2 separate regions of the Mus musculus genome follow, and region 2 is linked to region 1. Evidence: chromatin contacts called from ENCODE Hi-C or POLR2A ChIA-PET data. All regions are on one chromosome and are shown on one strand. The core of a region is the stretch at or near the end of the contact, and the rest is flanking DNA. Distances in the headings are between cores, read along the strand shown.

Region 1 (7,377 bases), core at 3,457-5,956:
GAGGCATCTTCATCATGGCCGATGACTCGAAGTGCATTGATGAAAGATGACATGCCATTGCCAGAGTCCCCAGTCACAAAGATGCTCACTGGAATCTGGGACAATGTTGCCACAGTCTCCTTGATTCCGTAGACCAGTTCCAGTAGTTTTCCTTCTCTTAAAGCTCTTTCGGTGCTCCTACTGACCTCAGGTAACCTGCTGGAGCCTGTTTGGTATGACGTGACAAAGGGGAAGGCTGAGCTCAGGGGAGCATAATGGGTCTCTGCCATGTTGGGGAGTAGTGGAGCAGCCTGTAAGAGTAGATGAGTTGAGGCGTTAGACACAGGGTGGTTTATGAATCGAATCGGCAGGCTTTACAGCACAGCTTCAGGGTTTCAGACACACAACCAGAGAAGTCGCAAAGACTGCTTTGTTTACAAATAGAACAATTCAGAAGACAGTTGCACATTCCTGGGGATGGTTGTGCAGCTGTTGTGTGAAGGGCTCTACTACAGGAGCAGGACAGATGTTACCCAGATCACACAGACCCCCGTGTCAATCTAAATGAGCAGACAGAACAACAACTGAAAGCACTAGTAGCCAACTTTCCTAACTAAGCCTCATGGTGATGAGGGAGGGCCTGCAGGCCTCAAGTATAATTCAATTATTCTTTTCTAAAAAAGCACATACTCTGCCCTTCCCCCTTTCAAATGATATTTTTCTTATTGACTGATTCCTTGCAATGAAACTGTAACATTCGTGGTAGTAGGGCATGGCTGAGAAGAGAATTGGTTTGGGAATCACCAAGTGGATATTTATTTATTTATTATTTTTCAAGACAGGGTTTCTCTGTATGGATGGCCCTGGCTGTCCTGGAACTCACTCTGTGGACCAGGCTAGCCTCGAACTCAGAAATCCGCCTGCCTTTGCCTTCTGGGATTAAAGGTGTGCACCAATACCACCCGGCTAACCAAGTGGATTCTACATAAGGTTACAACACACAAACTGCTCATTGGACTTGAAAAGTCCTCCTATCATGAGTGACTGTTGTGCTATCTTCTCTTAAAATTTACCTTTCTTCTTGTACATGAATACAAATAAAAACATTCTATAACTCAGGGCTAGTGAGATGGCTCAGTACCTAAGGGCACTTGCTGCCGAATCCGATGACCTGAGTTCAATCTCAGGAACCCACATGGGGGAGAGCGAACGGACTCTTGAAAGCTGTTCTCCAACCCAGCCCTCACATGCATGCTTGAAACATCTGGAGACATCTGGAGACTTGTTTTGTCCTCACATCAAGAAGGAGGTTTCCCTAGAATACTAATTCATTTATTTCTGTAGGACATGCCCATGGCCATGGTACACCCAACAATACAGCTTCTCATTTTGCAGCTCTGGCTTGGGTAACCCTCCCTCCCTCCCTCCCTCCCTCCCTCCCTCCCTCCCTCCCTCCCTCCCTCCCTCCCAGAGAATTACTTATTTATTTTATGTAAGTACACTGTCTGTCTTCAGACACACCAGAAGAGGGCATCGGATCCCATTACAGATGGTTGTGAGCCACCATGTGGTTGCTGGGAAATTGAACTCAGGACCTCTGGAAGAGCAGTCAGTGCTCTTACACGCTGAGCCATCTCTCCAGCCCCTTGGGCACCCCTTTCACTTATACCTTTTCTGCAACAGCACCTGAATACAATCCATCTGCTCCCCATAGCCTTGCTCTCCAGTCTTGGGACTTGTATTCATCCTCTACAGAAGACAGTGGTCAGGAGACCGGTCCATGTTTGGGGAGCTCAGCTCTTTGTAATACAGACCCATTCTTGGAGCTCCAGTTTTCTGCCTCAAGCACCTGAAAGTCATGCTACCCACCTCGCAGGAACTGTGTGATGGTTTCATGATAAGATCCGAGTGACGCTGTCTGTGGACCTTTCAGCTCCCTGGTGAGGCTCTCTGGTTTTATTAGGGTCTCTGAGGAAGCCGCTCCTCAGGTTCTTCCTCCACTCTTAGACTTTAAGCACACAGGTCCTCTGTCTGTGAATCTGAGTTGGTTCCTTCGAATGCCTTATCTCACTTAATACTCCTCAAACCCTATTAGATAAGTGGTATTCATTATTGTTGATTGTGGGCAAAGAAACAGGGACATATGAAAAAATAGTCTTTTTTTTTCCCCCAGGGTCTTCCTTTGTAGCCCAGGCTGACCTGAAACTTATGATCGTCCTATCTTGGTTTCCCTAGTGCTGAGATTACAGGGCTATAACACTGTGTCTAAGAACCTGTGTATACTGTGTCTAAGTCCTGAACTATACACAGAGTATGTAAGAAATCCAAAGGCTGATCCCTGCAATATGACTCCACGTTTCTGTCTTTACGATGAAGACAGTCCTACTAAACAGAGGATTTGATGCATGCTGAGGGGTTTTGTTTGGAAACCTTGATCTACTCACTGCCACCAATTGTCACTTACCCTTTATATGGACACACATTTCATAATGTTGGAGACCAATTTTTCTGCCCTCTCTTATAAGCACCACATAACTGAACTACACTGATAAAGGAGCTCTCCCCAGCTTCTCCAACTCTATAGAACTTGGTTTAGGGTTAAACTCATCAACAGACCAAGGTGCTTTATCAAATAACTACAAAGATGTCCAGAATTCAGTGAGAGGGAGGACATGGGAAAGGTTGCCGTCACATATCACATCTGCATAGGGGCTGCCAGCCTGTCCAGCCTTTGACTATAGAAGCCATTCAGGGTCCCCCTCCAGCAGTTCTCATGTCAGACTGGCCAAGCTACGGAATATCCAGGGCTGTACTTCCTGCTTCAGTGTCAAGGGGCCCTGAGCTGGGTGTATAGGCACCAGAGTGGGCTGGTGATAAAGTCTGAGACAAAGCTGGCTGGAAGCCAGGGGGATGAAGCTGGACAAACTTCAGGGGTTGAAAACATTCTGTAATGGGGTGCAGAGACGGGGTACACAGACAAGAAGCTGTGTGACATTCAGTAGTGTCTTGTCCTCAAGGCAATTCTCTCCCCTCCATCTCACCTATCATTAGCCAGGGTCTAGTTCTGTATTGGTTTTACTTAACTGAGTTCCACTCACCAGAGTAGAAGATGAGAGCAAACCATGCTTTCTCAGAACTATTTATGTAACTGTGACTGTAGATGGAGACTTCCCACCTGCCTGCACACCCGAGAGCACCCGGTGCTGGACCCTGGACCTGCCTGCACACCCGGGATGGTGCAGGTCACAGCTGCACGCAGGAGCCAGTAACTCTCAGGAGGGCTGCTGAAGTCCATACATTACAAGCAGACTGGGAAAGGGCATGGATAACTGTATGAAGCTGCAGGATCCTCCAGGAGCCACACAGGAATGTTGGTGTGGACAGCCTTGGGATACCGTGCCTCAGAACTCCAACCCAGTATTTACAAAGAGCCCTTAGAATTCTTTCTGGGATTCAAGTGACCCTCCACTTCCTTTTTTGAGGATCATGACCAGATTATACTCCTATTTCACCTCTCTGCACAGGGGCGAAGATCCCCAAAGAAGAATATAGATCCTTGTGGCTGTCAATCTGGGAAAGAGGATGAGACCCGTGAGGAAATGTCTTTCGAGTCTCGCAACCGACACAGAACGGAGAGCATGCTCGCACACACTTGCCCATAGCTGCATGAAAGGTAGCAGGGACCACACAATTCCCTCTGATATTTATTTATCTTTGGAAAGTGTGATAAACTTGCTCACGGTGAATGGGGACAGTACTGAACCCACATGCTCTGGGAAGATGGTATTTGAAAAGCTCCCATCTCATTAACTATAAACTTACAGACTAGTGAAGGAGGTGGTTCCTTAAACAGAGACACTTTCTCCAATGCAAATAAAACATTTTAATGGAGTCAGACAAAAAGGTCACTATGATACCTTATACTCAAAACCTACTCTGAGATTCCTATTCCATGGGTAGTCCAGATAAGAAACAAACCTCCCCCCCCCCCTATTTTTTTCATGTATCCTAGATATTGCCTGTGGTCCATTCTAATCCTGGGCGTTTATTTTGTGGAGCTATGAAGAGACGCTATCTTAAATTCCAAGAGAATATGGGTTGGCACGCTCTGCCCTCCTTCAAATTTAGCCAGCATTAGAAGAACCACAAGGCCAGAAATAAGGTGAGGTACGCATTTGCCTCCAGGCTGGTGGTTTAGATATATCTGAACAGCAAAGATACAGCAGGGCTGTGTGGTACTAGACAGTCAAAGTGAGGCTCTGCTGTGGACACTGCCTGAGCAAAAGAAACCAGACCCCAAGGTCACATGACCTGTTTTCACGGTTTTACCGTTCATATTATATTGGGGGATTCATATTAGATTGGGGGTGGCCAAGCTACATTTAAGAGACTTTTACTTACCTGATCCAGAGGAGTTATTATGTGTGATTCGATGTTAGTGGCCTTCCTGGAACGTCACCCCTTTCTTCCTAGGACAAAAACGTTGCTGTCCTCCGGCAGAAGTTCCCTATGTAGAGATCCAAAACTGGAATATAGACCCGGATGTTGAGAGATGAGATGCAGAGGTCTGGAGTCCTTCTGAGAGGAGACGAACCAAGAGGAGGTCTGATCGCGTGGATTTTCTTTCAGCTTCTGGTCTTCGAGCAGACCTTGCTTTTTGTCCTGCACTTTCTAGACCGGAGATATGCCTGCCTGGGCCCAGCGGGGGAGCGGGGGGGGGACGGACTCGAATTGAGAATCAGTTTCGGTTTCTATTTCTTGAAACAGGCTAGTTTTCAGGATTAGGCTGGGCGGGCTGCATAGTAGTCTTCAAAGAGGAGCAGAACCCTGCTGTGCTGACTCACCGTCAACAGGGGTCGGGATGAGGGATTGGAGGTGGTGGTGGAAGTGGAGGGTGGGGGCGTTGGGGTTGGAGTTGTGTCTGTTTAGGGACTTTAACAGCCAGCCCCGCGTCAGACCTTCCAGTGTCTGAACCTGCTACTTCTTTCCGTGGATACCACCTGTGGAGATGCTGGCCCTGGGCAATGCTAACCTCCAGACCCAGCAACCTCAGGCCACCCCGAGCTTGGAGGCTGCACTGAGACCTTGTTCTGTATGATCGTTTACCCCGTTTGCCGGCTCACTTGATTAATCACACCTCTCTATATAAAGGAGAATGTCAGAGCACCAGGGAGTCGAGAATCGGGTTCTTGTCCTCGTTAGTGTTTGAGAGGGAAGAGGGTATGAGCTGAGAGGGGACATACTTCATTTTCCTCAGATCTAGGAGGTAGATTATTAGAGAGTAAACGCAGGGGCTGGACGCTTTGACCATGGCATAGAAGCACTGACCCCTGTGTAACGTTTTCATGAAGAAAAACAGAATTTTTTTTTTTTAAAGCAACCGGCCACGGTCACAGTGACAGAGGGGGCAGCGAAGAGGAGCCAAGTAGCTTTCAGAGTGTCGGGCGGCTGTTATTCTCTCTGCTGCTCTTCTGTACCTACCGGTGAGTTCTTACTGCACAGCAAAGAGGGGCAGAGCTGAGCCTGTTCCATAGTCACTGCGAGAGGGAGACAGATTGGGCCAGGAGGAATGAGGCGGCTCCTCACACAGGCACTAACCAGTGTTCCAAACTCTACTTCTGCCCATTACAGGCTCAGTATTGCCCAGAGGTTTGGGCAATGTGATCCTCTGGTCACAAGGAGCCCTTTGTCACCCCTCCAAGTGACCAGTAATGTGATCCTCTACCGGCGCTGGTGGCTTTCTCTTTCTCCTTACCGGAAAAGACTGAGTTGCTGAGAAGAGGAACAAGTGTGAGCTGTTGTTTAATGAACTGGAGGCCTTGAGTGATAGCCAGGATCTGTCCTTGTTTGATTCCTCTAAGCCCTCAGCTTCTCCTCAAAGCCTGAGGAGAAAGCAGGCTAGTTTCAATGTCTGTCTTTGAGAGACTGGACAATCTGTATGTCCTGCTTTCTTTATGTGATTTCTATAAGAACAAACAGGAACAGGTCTGAGCACAGTACAGGAAGGCCAGGAAGAGAGTTTCTGGAACCTTCTGTCTCAGTGAGCCAGCATTTCAACTCAGCACTTTGTGTTTCCCCAGGGCCAGGGTCTCCCTTGAGCTCAGAGTTAGTTCTCTCAGGCTCTTGCTCCTGCGGAGGAACTGAGGCTGGGCACAGCAGGGTTTGTTATAACTGGGTGTCAGGTAAAGATTCCTCAGGGCAGGATGCTGTGTGTACACAGTCAATAATCAGAACACAGGCGGTCTGTCCTTAAAAATGTCACTGGCCGAGAATCTTTGGCTTCCCTAACCTACTCTCTGTGTAGACCAGGCTGGCCTTGAACTTACGGAGTTTACCTGCATCTGCTTCCTGAGTGCTGGAGCTAAAAGCATGAACTATCAAGACGAGCAAAGGCTGAGTTAATCAAGATCCTGTCTTAGTACCAGGTTCTTACTCTGGTTAATCATTCATTCACTGTAGAAAGGAAAGGAAGAGTCAACAGTTACAAAAGCACAGTATAGGCATTTCTCTGTTTACTTTTCTCTGACACCGAAGTGTGGGGACTTGCCTTTTCACCCTGTTGTTCAGCAGGGAGACCCTGGTACAGTTCATTAATCGCCACACCATGTTAGTTACTCCTTACAGAAAGATTCATGGAGATTCACTCTTGGGAACCAAGGTCTTGGACATAGCTGGTGACCTGTCAATCACGATCTCACACCTATCCTGCATAATAAGGCATATACATGTACATACAGACACTCATAAATCTACACACACACACACACACACACACACACACACACACACTTGAGGTCACCGAGCCTACAGAGTCTTGTACTCACTACTGTGCTAGGATAATGAAATCATCTGCTACTTTCTTTGTGACTGAAAAAAAGAGCCCCAGTATTTCTGTCAGGGGTAGTGTAGGTGTCTTAGCTTCAAGCGCAGCACTTGGCTTCTCATGGGCCTTGTTCCTATCTGTGACTCCAACTCACACAGGAAAGGCTTGTCGGCTGCAGCACAGAGGACTCTGACTGAAAGGGCTTTCCTGGTCTCCTGCTCCCACAGGGACAGAGATAGGGCTTCATACGGCTCCTCTCCTCCTCCTCCTCTCACAAAGCACCCACAGAGGCGACTTATCTCCTCCAGCTGTCACAGAGACACACCTCAGTTCTTCAGTATCTGGAATTGCACTTTGACTCGTACAAGGAAACCAAGTAGCTGACAGTTGGGGCTCGGCAAGGATTTTATCCTTTCTGCAGCTGCCCTCTCCAGGCTGTGGCCTGCTATTGGATCCTGGACATGGGAAGTCTTTGCTGCAAAATATATGAGGTATCTCAGCACTCTGACCTCACTCGGAGGAGGTGGTTTCTCTCAGTACTTCATGGCATAATTCGATTGAGGTGAAGCAGTCTT
Region 2 (6,512 bases), core at 3,106-5,605, 220 kb after region 1:
CTGTTCTGGGTACTTAGCATCACCAACACCTCTCAGGGATGTGAGAGCCACAACAAAATATTCATAGTGAGGCAAAGTCCTTAAAGCTCTATTAAGTCCCGACTCATAACTCAGATTCCTCCCACTGTTGTTTGCTTGTTCCTGCCCCATTATTTGGTGGTACCTTGGAAACGGTTTTTGGTTTCTTCATTTTTCCATATTATCTCATTAGATTTAAGAACCCAGTGCTGGGGGGCCACTGCATAAATCTTTGTATCCTAACATAAATTGCTAGAAGTTCATCGTACTAAACATTACAGGACTTTCACTAATCTTTCCACATTTGAGTTCTTTAAATATATTAATTCAGAAGGTAGAACATGTTTAATCACTCATAACTTACTTACAGCCCCAGAAGCAGAGTTTGAAAGTCTATACTCCCCATCGTCCTTGGGGACATAATCAGAAGTCAGGAGGTCCAGAAAATGCAGATGTGGCCCATAGTTCATTCATCTGAGCTCAGTGTTCTGCATGGTCATTCAAGAATAGACATAAACCAGAGTCAAATGAGGCAGGCAGTGGTTGAGTTCCATGTGACTATGTATGGATGTAAGATGGGGCAAGAGAGTGAGGTGCAGACTCAAGAGGTTTCCAGCCATTTCTGTTTCTGTCTTTCAAAATAAGTTCTTTACCATGGAGCCACCCCCACAGCCCCACAGTGTTGCTACGTAACTAGGCAACACACTTATTTGCTAAACCTACAAGAAGAATATTGTGTGGGAACCTATGTAAGGAAGCTGTGAACTTATTGTGAACTATGGGTGGGGCAGAGTAGAAAATGTTCTTCCCACAAGGGATTTTTCTAGGAAGAGTTATAGGAACTTTTATAAGTGAAGACACTTGAGAACAAGGACATGAAGAGAATTCCCTGGCCTGTCCACATTGTGTCTGGAAAAAGCAAACATCCGGGGGTAGGTCTTCTTGGCTCTTTTTACAAGAGCAAAAATAAGGTGTAACACCAGGTGCTCTCCTTCTCTGTTCTTGGATGTTCTGAAGCCAACTGTAGATATCATTTTATGTTTTGCTTTAGTAATGAAAATGAAATATGCTTTGTTTCCAGTCCTGAGCTCAAATTCCCAGAGTTTCTGGATGCCCCAGTGTTTTCGGAATACCCTTCAGTCCACAGAGACTTTGACTCCCTGGCCATGGGGGGAGTCAACAATACTGACGTGGAGTTTGGAAGTGGGGGTGGAGATCAGATGGTGTTGGATGGCCAGGGATTGGTTTGCTTATCCATCCCTCTTTTATGCAATAGCTATCTTTATTCTCCATCCACAGTTGAAGCTGGGGTTTCCTCTTGCTTGTCACTGCCAGTTTGTCAGTTGAAGAAGTGACTATCTTCAACAGTGCAGAGGAGGGACAAGTACAAGATCAAAAGATTATTTCTACCTTCTGAGAATTCAGTGTACTATAGACTATAGTCACCCAGGCCCAATTATCTGTTTCCACGTGTATGTACAGGGGGTCTAACCCTCAACCCTTCTAGCACCCGCACTGGTACTCACCCTGTCTTAGTTAGGGTTTCTACTGATGTGATAACACACCATGACCAAAGGCAACCTAGGGAAGAAAGGGTCTATTTCACCTTATACTTCCACATCGTGGAGAGAAGCCAGGGAAGGGACTCAAGGCAGGAACATGGAGGAAAGAACTGAAACAGAAGCTATTAAGGAGTGCTACCCACTGGCTTGTTCTTTCCTGGATTGCTTGGTCTGCTTTTTATAGCACCCAGGACCACTAGCCCAGGGGAGGCATTATCTATCATGAGTTGGACTATCCTACATTAATCATTAATTTAAAAATGCATGACAGGCATTGTGAGGTATGCCTTCAGTCCCAGCTCTCAGGAGGCAGAGAGGGATCTCTGTGAGTTCAAGGTCAATCTGGTGAACATAGCGAGTTCTAAGACAGTCAGAGCTATGTAGAGACACACTATCTCAAAAACAACAACAAAAGAAAAACAAAAAAAAAAGGAAAAAGAAAAAAGAAAAAATGCATTATACACTTGCCTAGTAGCCAGTCTTATGGAGGTATTTGCTGAGTTGTGGTTCCCTCTTTTCAAATGATTCTAGCTTGTGTCAAGTAACACAACAACACTAGTCAGGATACACCACTCCCACTAGAGCTGGCTTCAGCATTTCTGACTTTTCTTGGGTCTTGTCTCTGAACAGTGCTTGGCTGATGGAGGTGACTAGTGATCAAGTCATGTTTAGCATGAGAGATTTCACGCTCAGAAACCTTGACCCACTTCTGTATGTGCCACACACACCCTCTGTGAGTCACACAAAGCTTGAAACACCCAAGACCCTGCTTTCAAAATTGATAGCAGGAGCAAAAGGAAAGTAAATAACTTGAGACTTGACAGCACAACTGTGTCCGTTTTCTTTCTATGGCACTGCAGAGGCCCCCTGTGGAGAGTGGAAGATAAACAAGTTCAGAATGCCTAGCACGCTGCTTCTCTTGGCTGCCCCTTTCCTGTGTGCTTGACAATGTTTCTGTTTTTGTTTTTTTTTTTCTGGTTTGATTATTAACAATTTACCACAGTATGTCACTATTCTAAGGAAGTGCAGGATCTATGTCACACATCTACACATTTTAAATGCAGAGTTCTGTGACTGGCTATGTCTACTGGGTCATCTGTCACATAGGAACACATACCTATCACACACATAGACACATATACCAGCTCATAGAAATGCACGCATGTATGGGTCCAGCATGTGTACACATGAATGAACACACAGCTTTGTCCTTGACCTAGGATGATGTGGTCACTCACCATTTGCTTTGTAACTAAAGAGAGACCCATAGTGTCCTTCTCAGGGACATTGCAGGTGTCTTAGCTCTGAATTAAGCAGATCTGGTTTCTCCTGGACATTCAGACTTCCAGCTCATTCACCCTTCTCTTGTCCCACTGTACCGTGGGAGCCCCATGATGCTGAGGAATGCTCTCATAGTGATAAAGAGAGATGGTGCCCTTTCTCCCCTTTTCATACCTCAGAGTATCTTCATGGTGAATCTGTGACACATTGCCATATAATTGAGTCACGGCTTCAGTTATCTGGAAGCCAGGCACTATACCTCAAGATTTCAATGTTCAGAACTAAATTTTGGCTCTCATATAGAAACCAAGAAAGAGATGTACTTGGTTCTCATACAAGAATCCACTAAGCATGTGAACGTCTGTGTACAGAAGGAGACAGAGTCACTGTGTGCCTTCAGATAATCAAAAATCGGACCCATAGACCATGGACGGTATCAACCTCCCACTCTCTGCACTCACCCAGCCATTCAAATGGAGAATAAACTCAAATCACACAGAGCTGGAAAAAAAAGACACCATTTTAATTAACAGGAGCATGTAATCTGTTCTTCATATCTGATTACATGTGTTAAAATTACGCAGAAACTCCGGGCGTGGTGGTACATGCCTTTAATCCCAGCACTCGGGAAGCAGAGGCAGGAAGATTTCTGAGTTCGAGGCCAGCCTGGTCTACAAAGTAAGTTCCAGGACAGCCAGGGCTATACAGAGAAACCCTGTCTCAAAAATACAAAACAACAACAACAACAACAAAAACCAAACCAAAACAAAACAAAACAAAAAATTATGCAGAAACACTGTCAATATAACCCAAACCATCCATGTTCAGAGACAGACTTCACCAAGGACAGAACATGTCAGCAACAGCTTCTTTTCCCAACATGGCAGCAAATGTCTTTCCTCCATGGTGATAAACGTTAAAACCAACAAAACCTGTGAGGGATTATCTCATTGCATCAAATGATGTTTTTGGAAAACCTGTCTTCACTTTGTGCCAGACTACGCTCTCATGAGGGAATCCTGAGGTAGATAAAATGAGAAAGGAAACTAGGAAGACTCCATTACTCTCTTTCCTGAGTTGTCTTGGTGGCTCTGGATCCTGTGAGACCCCAGGTTCATGGGTGCCTTGGGGCTGAAATGAGGTTAGTCAGCCACAGTGTTCCTGAGAAGGACAAGGAGGCAGACGCATGGCACAGTCCTTCCCGATGGGCAGTGTGTTTCAGTCATTCACTGGCGTCTTTGGAAAACCCCTCATCTCTTTCATCCTTGTCCCCAGGAATCCTTTGGCTTCAGAGAACTCATTCCCCTGATGTCTTGGCCGAGTGACCCTTCACAGGCCAAGTGGAAATGTCTTCCTGGCCTTGAATCTTCCAGGCTTCTTTCATTCTCTGACCAAGTTAAAGTCCTTTTCTTTTTCCTGGAAATGTTTATGCTGCAGGGGAAACAAAGAAAGAGCTTTAGTTTCACTTTTGTTTCCTGCAAATATATCTTTCATTTTTTTCTCTCTGCTAGGGCTCATTGCTTCAGACTTTCCTGAAGGAGGGCAGACCCGTGCCGTTGGTGGTGGCTGTGCTGTGGGCTGCAGTGAGAAACAGACCCGGTATTTTCTACTTCTTGGATCTGGTGAGTGCGAAAAGCCTTTGCACCTGGTGTGACCTAGGTTTTGGCTTTGTGGGAAGAGGGCAGAGCTGGCTTGGATAGGCAGCAGGTCATGTCACCGGTCTATCACAGATAGGAGTCATGGGTCTGGAACTGCCTTTTGGTGCCAGTTGTTCTGTGAGAGTTCTGAGTAAGTTTGGACTGAGCAGAGTCTTTATGGGTGACTCTCATAGGAAACGTACCATGCTCACTGTAATGTGGCCGGATCTCACCACCAGAGAGTATGGCATAACCCTGCCAGCTTTGCTTTCTTTTCTTTCCTTTCCTTTCCTTCCCTTCCTTTCCTTTCCTTTCGTTCCCTTCCCTTCCCTTCCCTTCCCTTCCCTTCCCTTCCCTTCCCTTCCCTTCCCTTCCCTTCCCTTCCCTTCCCTTCCCTTCCCTTCTCTCTTTTCTTTTCTCTTTCTTTCTTTCTTTCTTTCTTTCTTTCTTTCTTTCTTTCTTTCTTTCTTTCTTTCTCTCCTTCCTTCCTTCCTTCCTTCCTTCCTTCCTTCCTTCCTTCCTTTCTTTCTCTCTCTTTCCTTCCTTCCTTCCTTCCTTCCTTCCTTCCTTCCTTCCTTCCTCCCTCCCCTCCCTTTTTAAAAAGTCTCATCTGTATTTACTTTTTTTTTTTTCTAGATAGGGTCCAGCTGTGGGCCTAGGGTAAATGTGGCTTTTATTTCCTCTCAGGAAAAGAAGTTAAAGGGTGGTTTTCTCAGTTACCCCAACCTAAGGAAAGGTGGGTGTGCACCGGAGGCTAGGGCTAGAATTGCTGGATCATTCTGACAGACTCCTCTGTGTCCACTTGCTGGCACTCGATGCAGGGAGGGTATGGGTGAGAGTCATTCCCCTGCAGTAGCAGCTCGGTTATCAACAGAGGCACAAGGTGGTATGTGCTGGTGTTCACAAAATGGAAGGCAGAGCACGTGCCCTGAGTGAAGAGCAGGACTGGGTGGCCGATCCACACCCAGTGTCTGCCTGGTACAAGGCCTGACTGCTGTGGCTCTTTTCCCAAGGGCCCAAGGGGCCCCAGAAACATCACTGCGTCCTATGGTCCCTTAAATGTCCATCTCAAACTTCACCGCCTGCCCGCTTATCTTCCGGGCTGCTGTGCAGGTGGTGGCTCTGGCTGGCTTGCATGGGAGGCTCACCGCTGGTAGGGCTAGTGACCCAGAAATGGCTGGCAGGTCCTTTGGGGGTGTTTTGGCAACAGGTGAGTTCTGACACTCCATCAGGAATTTCCAGTCATAGATGATTTGGGTTGTGTGTGTGCCGCTGGGGGTGGTGCTGTAGTGCCTGGGCGGGAGCTGCACGCCTCATCGAGGGCTACGTGGTGAGTGGGGGTTGCCCAGCTGGGAGTCTGGCTGCAGCTGCTGCCCGCTGATACGTCTCCTGCACACCGCCCACGACCCTCCAGCAATCCCGCCCAGCCCGTCTCGCCCTGTATTTACCTTTTAAACAGAATGTGATCGGGCACTATTATTTCCATTCACAATCCTTGCTGAGTTACAAGACCTAGGGAAACTTAGGGTTTTGTTCTGGGTACTTTGGAAAACAAGCCACTTGGGGAATTCCTCTGTCAAGTTGTTTTAACTTGTGTTTACTTCTAAGACTGGTACATGCAAAGCCATCTTAATGTGGTCTACTAAGGAATCCAGCTCAAAAGTTAAACACTTCAGACCACAAACATAATTAACAAAAATCTAAGTAATGTTTCATCATGGACACACGAGTAAAGCTGATTTGCTGAGGTCTAAGGATGTCCATCCTGCTCCATAAGAGACAGCACGTTAACCTCCATCCTCACACTTACAGAACATACTTGAGAGAAAGCGTGGCTGGTTTCTTTTAAGATGCTGAAAGATCTCTATTTGTTCTAATGTTCACCATACACAATTAGTAATCAGAAGTAAAATAATTATTCCTCCCATTCCTGTTTTTTCTCCCTGCATTTCTTCCCCCTTGCTTCTCTCCCCCACCCCCTTCCTTACCCTCTGTCTCCTCTTTCTTCTTTGTA

What was found. Hi-C counts contacts between places; a loop is a spot of excess contacts on that map. ChIA-PET counts read pairs that join two places held with the same protein, here RNA polymerase II (POLR2A).
Region 2: a loop to region 1 is called in a map of heart, with 5 times the contacts of the local background. The contact joins the promoter of Ifi47 here to the promoter of Irgm1 in region 1. A Hi-C loop is called at or near these places in 15 of 37 maps with a recorded cell type or tissue (ES-E14, Patski, T-helper 1 cell and 8 more). POLR2A ChIA-PET finds 5 or more read pairs at or near these places in 1 of 5 experiments (Patski).

What each region holds. Positions count from the first base shown.
Region 1 is chr11:48,866,714-48,874,090 of GRCm38, forward strand. It overlaps Irgm1 (immunity-related GTPase family M member 1), which reads right to left and starts at 4,707. Exons shown (of 3, transcript NM_008326.2): 1 at 4,381-4,707; 2 at 1,849-2,067; 3 at 1-290. The coding sequence starts at 1,875.
Region 2 is chr11:49,082,662-49,089,173 of GRCm38, forward strand. It overlaps Ifi47 (interferon gamma inducible protein 47), which reads left to right and starts at 4,356. Exons shown (of 2, transcript NM_008330.2): 1 at 4,356-4,483. It also overlaps the pseudogene Gm12188.